Linked DNA regions of Homo sapiens: regions 1 and 2 are each linked to region 3. The links are chromatin contacts, found by Hi-C or POLR2A ChIA-PET in ENCODE. All regions are on one chromosome and are shown on one strand. Each heading gives the region's core, a stretch centred on a gene start or an enhancer-like site at or near the end of the contact. The rest is flanking DNA. Distances are from core to core; before and after follow the strand shown. Region 1 has its middle 75 kb from the start of CAMK2D. Region 2 overlaps CAMK2D (calcium/calmodulin dependent protein kinase II delta). Region 3 overlaps ALPK1 (alpha kinase 1).

What was found. Hi-C counts contacts between places; a loop is a spot of excess contacts on that map. ChIA-PET counts read pairs that join two places held with the same protein, here RNA polymerase II (POLR2A). Pooled maps may share reads with other maps.
Region 1: a loop to region 3 is called in a pooled map, with 2.8 times the contacts of the local background. The contact joins two enhancer-like sites. A Hi-C loop is called at or near these places in 3 of 37 single-sample maps with no recorded cell type and 2 of 50 pooled maps. POLR2A ChIA-PET finds 5 or more read pairs at or near these places in 1 of 52 experiments (CD4-positive, alpha-beta T cell).
Region 2: a map with no recorded cell type shows a loop between it and region 3 (3-fold over the local background). The contact joins two enhancer-like sites. A Hi-C loop is called at or near these places in 1 of 37 single-sample maps with no recorded cell type. POLR2A ChIA-PET finds 5 or more read pairs at or near these places in 1 of 52 experiments (activated CD4-positive, alpha-beta T cell).

Annotation. Positions count from the first base shown.
Region 1 is chr4:113,835,089-113,839,221 of GRCh38, reverse strand. No RefSeq gene overlaps it. Among named protein-coding and RNA genes, the nearest start is that of CAMK2D, 75 kb to the right of the region's middle. Within about 2 kb of position 1,626, at least 3 of the 41 ENCODE cell types and tissues checked have a DNase peak (open chromatin) inside an H3K27ac peak, as active enhancers do.
Region 2 is chr4:113,564,052-113,568,862 of GRCh38, reverse strand. All of the region lies in intron 4 of CAMK2D (calcium/calmodulin dependent protein kinase II delta), which reads left to right. Among named protein-coding and RNA genes, the nearest start is that of CAMK2D, 200 kb to the left of the region's middle. Within about 2 kb of position 3,167, at least 3 of the 41 ENCODE cell types and tissues checked have a DNase peak (open chromatin) inside an H3K27ac peak, as active enhancers do.
Region 3 is chr4:112,311,027-112,315,242 of GRCh38, reverse strand. The region is part of intron 1 of ALPK1 (alpha kinase 1); the gene reads right to left. Among named protein-coding and RNA genes, the nearest start is that of ALPK1, 16 kb to the right of the region's middle. Within about 2 kb of position 2,647, at least 5 of the 41 ENCODE cell types and tissues checked have a DNase peak (open chromatin) inside an H3K27ac peak, as active enhancers do.

The sequences.
Region 1 (4,133 bases), core at 377-2,876, 1.5 Mb before region 3:
AATGCATCTTAAATTCCTAGTTATGAATATTTTAATGAACAGTATCAATAAAAGCCTCTTACCCCTTGGCCTATTTGTGATGCTAAGGATTCAGTTAGTAATAACAGCTCTTTAAGGACAGAGGGAACTCAGAATAATTTATTTTTTCAAGAGCATAAAAGGCAAAGATGCTCCAGGGAAGTTTTATAAGCCACTTCCAAAAAGAAATAATTACTGAACTTACTGAAAGCATGGATGAATTGTTAGTTTTACTAAAAATAGATTTTAATAGATTTGTCCATCTGAGAAAAGTACAGTGGACAGACTTTTAGAAAACAAAATACTTGCCGTTAGAAAGAATTCCCAAATTCTACAAAATAACGGTAAGTGCTCAAAGTACACTTGAACATTTTGAGGTTTTTTTGTTAGTGAAGGTTGCACATTTAAATGCAGAAGCTTTTGCCATCTTTGTTGTCAATCCCTCCCTCATGGTCATCTAGAAAGCTGAGTAATTAGAAGTGTGAAATTAGTAGCCAGAGTGTCCCAACTTCGCCACTTGTGTAACCCAGAGCAAGATAGTGACACTGTCAAAACCTCAGTTTACTCTTCTATAAAATAGCGGTACTGATAGCACCTGCCTTGCAGGGTTCCTATGAAGATTAAATGAGATAATGCAGCTCACCCACTGAGCACAGGGTGCCACATGCTACTCTTAGAAGATGTCAGTTATAATTGTTGCTTCATCATATATCATAGGAGAAAAAAAGCAAAATGCTTCTGAAGAAGTAATGATGACTATTGAGACAGATAATATGTACAAAGCCAGGAGTACTTCAGAATTTAGAATAGCTATAAGATTTAATGAATCAAGTGAAGTGAGAAGCTTCCAATATGAATCGTAACATAAATTTTGAAGCAATTCCCCTTATAGGCAGTTCTACCCTGTAATAGAAAATGGTAAAATACAATGTACTGAAAAATAGTCAGATCTCCCTCAGGCTTTGGTTCATTATAAATTACCTTATTTAATGTACACATGTTATAAATTGAAATCTCTACTGAATAGAGCCCATTATAGCACTGAATTTATGGCAGTGGACTTTAACCAAAGGTTTTTAATTACATGAAGTTCCCTAAGGACCTTCCTAAAATGTGGCTACAACTATCACACATTCCTCTCTCTGAAGGTGGCATGCTAGGGAAAGCCAAATATGGTATGTGATCATAGAATCATATAACTTATCAATTGAAAGGTTATTACAGAACTTATACAATCCCTCAATTTTTCAGCTAAGGAAATTAAGATCTTGAGAATCTAAGTGTCTAGTAATGTTCTTTAGTGTACATTTTTTAAAAATGCAATTAAAGGGATGATCCCAGTGAGAAATGACTTATTGTGACACATCTTCAGCAGCTTCTTAGCAGAGCAGAACAAGCCAGGGATGTTATAATAACTCTGAGAAAGACATAACAAAATTCTCAGTAGGCACGTATCTAGTTTTCTTCTTAAAACTTACAATGCTGGCTGCATGGTCTTGTATTTTCTCACTTCCCTTTTCTTGTTCAGCCTTAGCTTATGGCCTTTTCATTTAGAGTGATCCTTACTTACTCAGATGCTGAGTCATTCTTGGTAATGGCAAATCACACATGCTCAGCATAGAACCTATTTCAACATATCTGGAATTAAGCTTGTGGCTTTAAATTTTAGAGGAGCCCTGGTTTCACAGGTCTTCACTAATCACAGCTTTCTCATCACTGCCATGTTTAGCTCATGTAAATATTCTTGTCTTAATAACAAAAATAGTAGCAACAACAAAAGTCTTTTGTATGTTCATATAATGGCACAGATAATGATAATTAACCTCATTGATTACTATTACATACCCGGCATTAACAACAAACCCTAAAAGATAGGAGCACTTAGCTCCCCATTCACAGAGATGAGAAAACTGAAGCAGAGAGAATTAAGTAAAATTACCCAAATACATAAATTGGCATCCAAGGAGTCCGGTTCCAGAACCTATAATTTAATCTTTACATTCTCAGTCCCTGAATCCTTAACCACTAGATTCTACATCACATGATCCTCACAAAATATTCTGAACTAAGTATTTTTAGCTCTACTTTATCAGTGATTAAACTGAGATTTAGAGAGGTTAAACTTAAAAAGGTTACATAACATGACAAGTATGTGGGAGAGCTAGGATTATAATCCAGGTCTAACTGATTGTAAAATCTGCACACCATTTAAATAGCTGTGCTTTTCAGGCCTTCAGCAGCATTATCCCCTGAGACTAGAACACAGGGGCACTGGCTCAGCTTTTGGGGGCTTCATCTTGCTCCCTATAATCCTGGTCTACTGAGAGATCATCAGGAGCCACATGGCCATCTACCCAATACTGACTGTGGCTACTCTTGCAGATCTTTTCTGCCTTGCCCTCTGTCCAAAGAGTTCACCACCCTTTGAACATTATATGTTGGATGCTGGCCACCCTTCTGATGCGAACTCAGCAAAAAAGCCAGGTTAATTCCCTCAGCTCTGGCCCCAGTTTTCTGTCCTCTTCGCACAGAGGACCATTATTCCTTCTGGTCCAAATTATTGAAGTCTCCACATTACAGTCTCTGTATATTCCTGCTTTAAAATAGTTTGATGTGATGCTATTTATCAATTTTTATTTTCAGGTATATATGTGTGTATACGTTTAAGTATATGAGTTATATTTTTGTTTTATATATTTTAATAACTCAGGAAATCTAGAACACTTTAAGCAAAACATACTTAGTGATGTAAACATGTCTGCAATGTAGTCTTAAAAACTACTTGTTAATCTTCATCGTAGTGTCTTAGTACTTTCCTTTGTATATATAAACATTTGGCTGTATTGAATTAGATTTTTCCTAAGTCAAATGGGTGCCAAGCTACATTGTTTAACAGGGTATGATGTTTTATCCTTAAATCAATAAGCTGTACTTTGAATTAGCCATGTAAAACTAGGTAAAGTAATCCAGCTGTGTCCATTTCACTCGGGGCTGACTTACCAATGCTTTGAATTGGACATGTCAGCTCCACTGCTAATGAGCAATTGCCCTTGAAAACAGCGTATACTTTTTTATTGTCCTTGGGAATATTATAAGAGCAGAATATCAAGAATTTCGCTCAAGAGATAGCAAATGCCTTTAAAAAATATTTAACATGATTTTCATGCATATTTGTGGAAAAATGAGTAGTTGATATAATATTAAAGATAACTGCATAAAATTAGGTGCTGCCAAAAGTGAGAGAGGCAATTTGTTTATTTTTATGTACTTCATTTTCATCTATGTCATATTCCTAATGCAAGATTTTGTTAAACACAAAAAATAATTGCTTTGAACATTTAATATATAATTTCCTTTTATGTGAGCAGATTAAAAACATTTAAGCTGATGCCAATTCTAGAAGTGCTAACTGCTGAAAATATGTTTTCAACTAGACATCATTAATGTCTACAGTTCTAATGAATCTTTTTCTCTTAGATCCTGAGAATCTCTGAAAGTTATGCATTTTGCCAAAGTTGCAGTTGTTAAGAAGGAGCAATTGTTGCCTACTTATTCTTGTAAACACATTTTGGCATAATTATGTAATTGTAATCCAAAATTCTCTTCTCTGAACCAAAACTACCTTTAAGAGGTAGAATGTATAGAATTCATCACCATCTTTATTGCTTTGACTCAATATAATTCTGTCAGACATTCAGCAAAAGACTTTAAACTTACTCAGACGAAAAAGTATGCTAATTTGCTAGTAGATACCAATCGCATCTTTTTCCTTAAAGTGAAGTATTGTTACTTTCAGCAACATCATTTGTAAACTGTGGCTGTCACCATGAGAGTATTAATTCTTTTTTAAAAAAATTAATGTGATATTTATATTAACATCAGAGGGGCCCAATGTCCAGAACAAAAATAATCAGTGAGTAAATACAGGAATTCTGCTTCTACCACCAGGACAATTGTGAGTAATGCCTTCCACCCTGAATCCACTCAAGGGTAAGGCAGGAGGTATTTCCTGAGCCTTGAAGCAGCAGTGAATAAAGGAAACAGCCTCAGCTCAGAGCTCAGGTTCTGAACTGAACTGTGTACTGTTACCCGTGTGGGTAACATTGGTCAAATTA
Region 2 (4,811 bases), core at 1,918-4,417, 1.3 Mb before region 3:
AAAGACACTCAACATTACTCATCATTAGAGAAATACACATCAAACCACCGTGAAATAGTACTTCACACCCACTAAAGTGACTATTATAAAAACAAAACAAACAAACAAACAAAAGATGGAAAGTAACAAGTGTTGGCCAGGATATAGAGAAGTTGGAACTCATGTAGGTTGCTGGTGGGAATGTAAAATGGCACAGCAGCTGTGTAAAAAAGTTTTGTGATTCCTTGCACAGTTAAACATAGAATTACCGTATGATCTAGCAATTTAACTTCTCAGTATATACCAAAAAGAATTGAAAGCAGGGACTCAAACAGATACTTAACAATGTTTATAGCAGCATTATTCAAAATAGCCAAAAGGTGGAAACAACACAAATGTCCATCAACAGATAAATGCATAAACAAATTGTAGCCTGTACATACGATGCAATATTACACAGCTTAAAAATGTAATGAAATTCTGACACATGCCACAACATGGATGAACCTTGAAAACATTAGGCTAAGAGAAATAAGCTAGACCCAAAAGCACAAATATTGAATGGTTCCACTTATATGAAATAATTAGAATAGGCAAATTCATAGGGAAAGACAGTAGAGTGACAGTTACCAGGTGCTGGAGGAGAGGGGGAATGGATAGTTTTGGGGTACAGAGTTCTGTTTGGAATGACCAGGAGTTCTGAAAATGGTCACACAACATTATGGTTAATGCCACTGAATTGTGCCCTTAAGAATTTTTTAAGGAGTAAATTTCATCGTGTGTGTATTTTGCCACAATTTTAAAAACATCACTTTTCCATAAAAAAATAACTAGAGACCCCTGAACATACACTGTGGACAGATTTTATTAATAAATCTTATGGTTTAAGTATCAAGCTATTGTTAATTACTTCTCCTAAGTAAATAAACCTAATACCTGGTAAAATGATGTCTAGTTATGTGGTTGCAGTATATTAACCAAGGAGGACTCGTTGTTTTGAAGCAATAATAATTATAACTAATGTTTATTGGGTACCTAGTGTGTACCTGACACTGTTATGTTCTTCAACTATTTTAGCTCTTTAATTTTACATCAATACTATTAGATACTTGTTTTAGCCATTTTATAGATTAGGACACTGAAGTTCAGAGAAGTTAAGTTATTCTTCTGAGTCACACAGCTAAATAGCTAAGTATCAAAGACAGTTGTTCTAACATAAGGTGACTAACTTCCATGCTTGTCATTTTAACCAATTTCAAATTTCATCCATATTTGCTTTGAGATACCTGAAAAATCAGACTATTTTATATAGTTTTATAAGAATTATAAAGCTTAGAAATGTAAAATTTTATGTGGGGATCTAAGATTTCCCCCTGTATAACAGGATCATAGATGTCAGATCAAAAGATCTCAGCTGGCCGGGTGCAGTGGCTCACACCTGTAATCCCTGCACTTTGGGAGGCTGCGGCAGGCAGATCAGCTGAGGTCAGGAGATCGAGAGCAGCCTGGGCAACATGGTGAAACCCCGTCTCTACTGAAAATACAAAAATTAGCCAGGCTTGGTGGCGGGTGCCTGTAATCCCAGCTACTGGGTAGGCTGAGGCAGGAGAATTGCTTGAACCCAGGAGGCAGAGGTTACAGTGAGCCAAGATTGCACCACTGTGCTACAGCCTGGGTGACAGAGCGAGACTCCATCTCAAAAAAAAAAAAAAAAAGGAAAAGAAAAGAAAAAAAAGATCTCAGTTGTTATGTTTGGGGTCTGAACATGTATAATGTTCACGGCTTGACTCTAGTCTGCTTTTTTGGTTGTTTGATCTCAGTGTTAGTGCATCTGATTTTTTTTAAGTAATTCAGTCAGTAGACGTTTATTGCATGCCTGCTATATGCATATACTCTGCCAAGTCCTGGAATACAGTAATGGACAAGACAGAACTGACATTGTAGTAGTTGAAGGAGGAGGGGATGGATAATGAGTAAATGACCAAAGAAACCCAGCAAATCATTTTAGTTCTAGTGCTATGAAGAAAACAGGGTGATATTTGGTGCGTAACTAGGGGCTGATGGCTGATTTAGAGGGTGATCGGGAATGGTTGCTATGATGTTTCAGGAGAAGAACCTAAATGTTGAGAAGATCTGTGAGTAGATATTCCACTCAGTGTGAACAATGGGTACAGCCCTGAGAAAATGTGGCTTCAATGAGGAGCAGAACAAAGGCCAGTGTGGCATGAAACATCCCAAGTCCTAGGGTGCAAGGATATGAAATAATACATGAGATAGGTGTGGGCCAGAGCTCAAAGGCCTTGTAGGCCAGAAAGAGGAATTTAGATATTATGCTGTGTGTTCTAGAAAGGTGTTGGAAGATTTAAAGATCGGAAATATGAAATAATCCGATTTCATTATACAAAGCTCTCTCTTGCTGCAGTGTGGCAAGGGATTATAGGAGGGCAGAATGGAAGTGGAGGAAAATGGATATTGGAGGAGTCAAAGAAAAAAAATGACAATGATTTGGGCATAGGTGAGAGCAGTAGAGGAGAAAACTTATGTTTCATCTTCAAAAGGTAAATTGGACTTTTAAAAATGACTGAACTCTACACATATATTGCAAAAGTACAAAGAATTGAACATTCAGAGCTTTAGGAAGATACATGGTTTTTAAAAGAAGGGGATTCCTGCTCTTTGAACTGGACCAGTATTACTAAGCTGATTCACAGTCAGAAAACAGTCTCTTTTGCTACTTTCCATTGTGAAAAAGGGAGAGACGTTTCTTCTCTTCAGCCTTCCCCCTTTAGCATGAAACTCTCCTATTCTTAGTGGCAACTGAAGATAATATTGAAAAGAAAAAATAATAACTTCACAGAATAAATAATAGAAAGTAAAACATTTTACAATGATGAAAATATGTAGAAATTCTGATTGTTATTTTAGAATATCAAATAACACCACAAAATCTTCCAAAAGTGCATCTAAACTCTGAACTCATTAATAGCCTCTACTAATTTTTTTTCTATTCTGTAGGAAAGCAGACTGTTGAGTTCAGAAAAGGCCAGGAAAGTGAATTTATCCTAGTTTTCTGTCTTTTCTCCATGTTTCAACATTCCCAAAAGTGATTTAAACCTCAAATTAAGGTGATTCTGTCATCTGGGTGGCAAAGATTATGATCTATGGCATCTTATCTTGCACACGTGTGTTCAATTATTCGTTTTTTTTGTGTGACTTCTTTTTTTTTTTTTTTTGAGACAGAGTCTCACTGTGTCTCCCAGGCTGGAGTGCAGTGGCATGATCTCGGCTCACTGCAACCTCTGCCTCCCGGGGTCGAGCGATTCTCCTACCTCAACCTCCTGAGTAGCTGGGATTACCGGCATGCACCACCACGCCCAGCTGATTTTTGTATTTTTGGTAGAGACGGGGTTTCACCATGTGGGCCAGGCTGTTCTTGAACTCCTGGCCTCAACTGATCCACCCGCCTTGGCCTCCCAAAGTGCTGGGATTACAGGCGTGAGCCACCATGGCCAGCCTTTTTTTTGACTTCTGCGTGAAAGTAACTCTTCTAAGCATTTGGCAGCCAAAATAGAGAGGTATTGTACAGCCCTTTGAATAAGCCCTCTTTAATTTGTTGTAATGGGTAAATTTATAGGATCATGGCCACCCAGCTTCACTTCTAATCACCAACCCCCTACCTTGCCTGTTCTCTTTCACAAACCAATACACTGTGGTGCTGGCTGAAAACATTTCTAATCATAGACTTATCTGCAGCTGGTGACTATTTGTGGTCTGACAGGAGATTGACCACATCCTGTGGTTAAATGTTATTATTTTTTCTGAAGACTCTTTGAACTGACTTAACTGCTTTCATTTGATGTTTCAACTGACTTATCTGTAGTAATAGCCAAGCATGTATGCTTTGAAAATTTGAATTGATATCCTTTATGTATCACATGGATATCTGTTATATCCGTTGATGTCCTATTACATTTTGTATTTTCTGAGTATTTTTTAAAATTTAGGGGCCATCATATTCCTCATCTAATATAGGCTCTAATACATGGACACTTGGTATATACTTGTTAAAAGAATAAATATGCAAATGACTAGAAGAATAGGAGTTTTAAATCCTCCTTTTAAAGGAAAATGTTAATAATAAAAAATACCCGTAGTTCCACTTCCCTTTTTTAACTGATTTCATATTGCATCTTCCCTTTCGCATACTGTTCAATTCAATTAATGTTGATTGAGCTGCTAATATGTCTCAGGCAATGTGTTAGGCTCATGTTAGGTTCAAGGGATACCAAAAATAAGTAAGACATGGTCCTTGCCTTTCCTTATCTTGAGGTTTAGTAGGAGATATGGGTATATAAGCAGATGGTCTCGGTGTGAAATTTAAATCAAACAAGCACAGTATGCTGTGAAAGCACAGTGGGTGGATTTCAGAGAAGTATTTCTGGAGGAAACTTGGGCTCTTTCTTGAAGAATGTATAAGCTCATGGAAAATTAAATCAAGATTGCCTAGCTAGGCGTTACCAGCAAGGAATTACATTAAAAATGCTTGGTGAAATAGGCAACTAACCAAAGTTCAAGGTAATTGGTGTGGAATTAAAAAGGGAGAGAGCTCAGTAAGAGTGTGCCACGTTATGGAGGTCCATGCATGTCATGGTAAAGGCCTGAAACTATGTACTCTAGGCCAATCAGTGTTAGCTTTCCAAGGAGGAGGTCACTGATACCTTGAAACTGAGCTTTAAGTATGCGTATGCAAATGAACCTAGTAAAATTGCTTCAGTATAAAAACTCTTAATATAGGGAACATTTTATAAATGGAAAAGTAGACATTTAATAGT
Region 3 (4,216 bases), core at 1,398-3,897:
ATGTTGCTAAAGAAGTTTGCAATAATAATTACTACTTTATTGTATATTAAAATGACAATGTGGCCGGGCACAGTGTCTTGCACCTGTAATCCCAGCACTTTGGGAGGCTGAGGCAGGTGGATCATGTGAGGTCAAGAGTTCAAGACCAGTCTGGACAAAACATGGTGAAACCCTGTCTCTACTAAAAATACAAAATTAGCCAGGTGTGGTGGCGCGTGCCTGTAATCCCAGCTACTCAGGAGGCTGAGGCAGGAGAATCATTTGAATCCAGGAAGTGGAAGTTGCAGTGAGCCGAGATCAGGCCACTGCACTCCAGCCTGGGCAACAGAGTGAGACTGTCTCAAAAAAAAAAAAAAAAAAAAAAAAGGCAATGGATTACTCTTCCCAGTAATTTACATTTTTCAACTCTCCTATAACCCTCTCAAAGGCCAGCTTATTCTCCTACAGCCCCTAAACCACCATCCTAGGTCGAGGTCTCCTGTTCTTAACTGCCACTTATGAACCTTGCTTTCACACACTCCTATCCCCACCTTTGGAATTCATGTCACCAGATTCTATTATCCCACTGCCCTTCATTGTTGCTATCAGCTGCCAGTTCTCAGGGCATTTTGGCTCCTGGATCACTTGGTCTCTCCAAATCACTCTTATTCTTCGATATTTCAATAATCATGTGATGATCCAGGACTCTCCATTCCTTGAAATCCTTTCTTCCAAAGATGTTGTCCTTGACACAACCTCAGTCATTCACTTCCATGGTCATACAGCCTAAATTTTGTTATCATCAATCACAGCAACCCTTCCAGATTTTCAAATTCACGAATCTCTCTCGCTATTCACTACTACCCATCTTGTCCCCTTTTAGTCTCCAAAATCCAACAATCCTAAAATCCCACTGGGACCTCTATGGATCCTACTCCTGAACCCTTACTGTACTTTTATGATCCGTTTACCTTCTGCTCACTTAGGTGACTATTTCACGCTGTCTCTTCTTCCTCCATCCTCATCCTCATCAGACGAGGACTTCCACAGGCTCCCACTCCCTTCTACGAATCTAACAGCAGCTGCATCCCATACTCTGTCTTCCCTTCTGCTATCAGAGAGGGACCACCCATGCTCTTATCTAAAACCAAGCACTCCATTTGGGCACTAAGTCCAACTGTGTTTCTATTCAAGGGCAGCAGTATTTCTCTCCTCTTCCTCTCTCAATCTTTTACATCGTCAAGCTTTTGCTCTCCTTTGGCTCATTCCTATCTGTTTACAAATATGCCATTATTTCTTTCATCTTAGAAGAAAAATCTCTTCATCTCACTTTCATCAGTAGTTATTGTCTTTTTTAGCAAAATTCCCTGAAAGAATTGTCTCTACTTGAGCTTCCAACCTCTCTCTTCCCATTCTCTTTTAAACGCATTCTAATTAGACTTTTGTCCCATTATGCCACTGAAACAAATTTTGTCAAAGTCACTGATCAACTCCATGTTGCTAAATCCAGCCGTCAATTCTTCTTATTATTACTTTTTTTGAGATGGGAGTCTCCCTCTGTCACCCAGGCTGGAGTGCAATGAGGCAATCTTGACTCACTGCAACCTCCAACTCCCATGTTCAAGCGATTCTTGTGCCTCAGCCTCCCAAGTAGCTGGGATTACAGGCATTTGCCACCATATCCGACTAATTTTTGTATTTTTAGTAGAGATGGGTTTTCACCATGTTGGGCAGTCTGGTCTCGAACTCCTGACCTCAAGTGATTCACCTGCCCCGGCCTCCCAAACTGTTGGGATTACAGGCGTGAGCCACCATGCCCGGCCTCCAGCAGTCAATTCTTACTCCTTATCTTAGTTGATGTGCCAAAAACATGTGACATAAAGCCTCCCTCCTCTGCTGTGTTCCAGGAAACCATACTCTCTTGGTTTTCCTCCTGTATTACTGATCACTCCTTAGTCTTTTTGGCTGGTTCCTCCTCTTCTTCTAGATCTCTTGATGTTGGAGTATGCAAAGGCTCAGTCTCAAACTATCTTCCTTTCTCCATCTAAACCTATTCCTCGGTGACTTCATTCAGTTCATGGTTGTAAATACCACATATTTATTGGTAATCATCAAATTCCTGTCTCCAGCCCAAACTTCACCTTAAACTTCAGATGCATATTTTCAACCGTAACTTGATATCTGCACTTGAGTTCACATTGAACCCCTGGTTGGCCTTTGTTAATGACTGAACCTTGTCAGCAGAGTGAAATGAAAGGCCAACTCTTGATGAGCTGGGCATTCAAAAGAGGCTGAATAGGAGCAGTTGGGGTTACCGGAAGGGCCATGCCTTGTGGAAGGAACTTGGCTGGAAGGAACTGCTTGGTTTCCTCCCGTTCACTTTCAATTTGTGCATGGGCAGCTGTAGTCTTAACAAGGTTTTCTTCTGACAACTATGACTTGGGGTGATAACTGTGTTGAGACACTGTGGGACTTCTGAAACCTGTCTGTTGCATAATAACTAAGGCTTTTCTGTTCTTTCACTGTGACTTCCTTTTTCACAAATAACTCCTGGCTTGCAAACGAGAGGTATTACCAGCCTATTCAATGTTTCCAGATTTCTGACAAGGGCTAGATAAAGAAGTATTTAAATCATTAAAATCTTAAAGAGTCTCCATGCTGTATTTGTCTTTAATATATTTTTAAGAATCTAGGCCAGGTGCGGAGGCTCACGCCTGTAATCCCAGCACTTTGGAAGGCCGAGGTGGGCGGATGAAGAGGTTAGGAGATCGAGACCATCCTGGCTAACATGGTGAAACCCCGTCTCTACCAAAAATACAAAAAATTAGCCAGGCGTGGTGGCGGGTGCCTGTAGTCCCAGCTACTCGCGAGGCTGAGGCAGGAGAATGACGTGACCCGGGAGGCGGAGCTTGCAGTGAGCCTAGATCAGGCCACTGCACTCCAGCCTGGGCGACAGAGCAAGACTCCATCTCAAAAAAAAAAAGAATCTAGATTTTTAAAACATTGTATCATTAGAAAGCAAAACAGTATTATTGTAAAAAAATTTTGGAGAAAAATAATATATAAAAGAACATAAGAATTATCTATGATCCTACTAAGAAATAAGCACTATGAATATTTTACAATTTTTTCTTTGTATAGCTATAGTATTTATAATGAAGTTTTAAAAAGTATAAGTTTTCAAAATTTAGCTAAGTATTCTTTGTCTGACTACAATTGACCAGTCTTTGTGCCTCTAGATTGAGATGCCCAGGTGTACTCAGAAATGATTTAGAAAAAAAACACTGTGACCCCCTGTGTGTATTTTGGTGTGTGTGCTTCCTCTCACTCATGTTACAGTTAACTTGGTAATGTTTCTACACGTGCTATCTTCTGTTTTTCTTTCAGCCTTACTTTAAAGCTGGACATCCTCACCACTCTGCCTGCCCCGACCTACTTAACACAAACAACTAACCCCGATAGCCAAGCATCATCAGTGAGTGCTAACCTTTATCAAAACCCTTTCCTAGAAAAAATCTCTGCTATCTTGGTATTGGGCAGGCATGGCGCAGTTGATAGCCGGAAGGAGGGAGTGGGGTAAGGCTAGAACCTCCCCTGGAGCTGGCTGTGAAAGTCAGGAAGGCACCTTGAAGGACAGACAGAGCTTCAGGTCCTTGGGAGAGTGTGCTCTGGCAAGTGTGTCATCTTAGGCAAAGTAGATCTAAACAGAGAATTGGCAGTTCTGGTAACCAGCAGGGTTAGAATGGATTAAGTGCGCAGCCTGAGGTAGAGAGATGGAGTCATGCTAACAGCCTAGCATAGCAAGGAGGTAGAAATAGTAATCATTACCATTTATTGAGTAAATACTGCTACCAATAATAGTCAACTCATAAAACTGTAGTGAGTATTAAGATAATATATATAAGCATTGTAACAGAAAGGCTGACACACAGAACAAGCTTAACAAATACTTATTAAAGAATAATGCATGCCACTTATTGTTATTAACTATCATTATTCAGCACTGGTGAACAGATGAGAGTGTCATTTAGGGTGGGGGAAGGGGGCTGCTTCCTTACATCTTTAAACACTGCCTGCTCATGAATTTCCTCCACCCTATGATCTATTCACTTCATGGTGGATCCCAACCACACAGTAAGTCTCCTGCTTCCAAGTGAGCGCTTTTTTGTATTCGTTGCACACTGGGTAACCTGGGTTCTAATCCTGACTCCATCACAAACCAGCTACGTGTGAACTT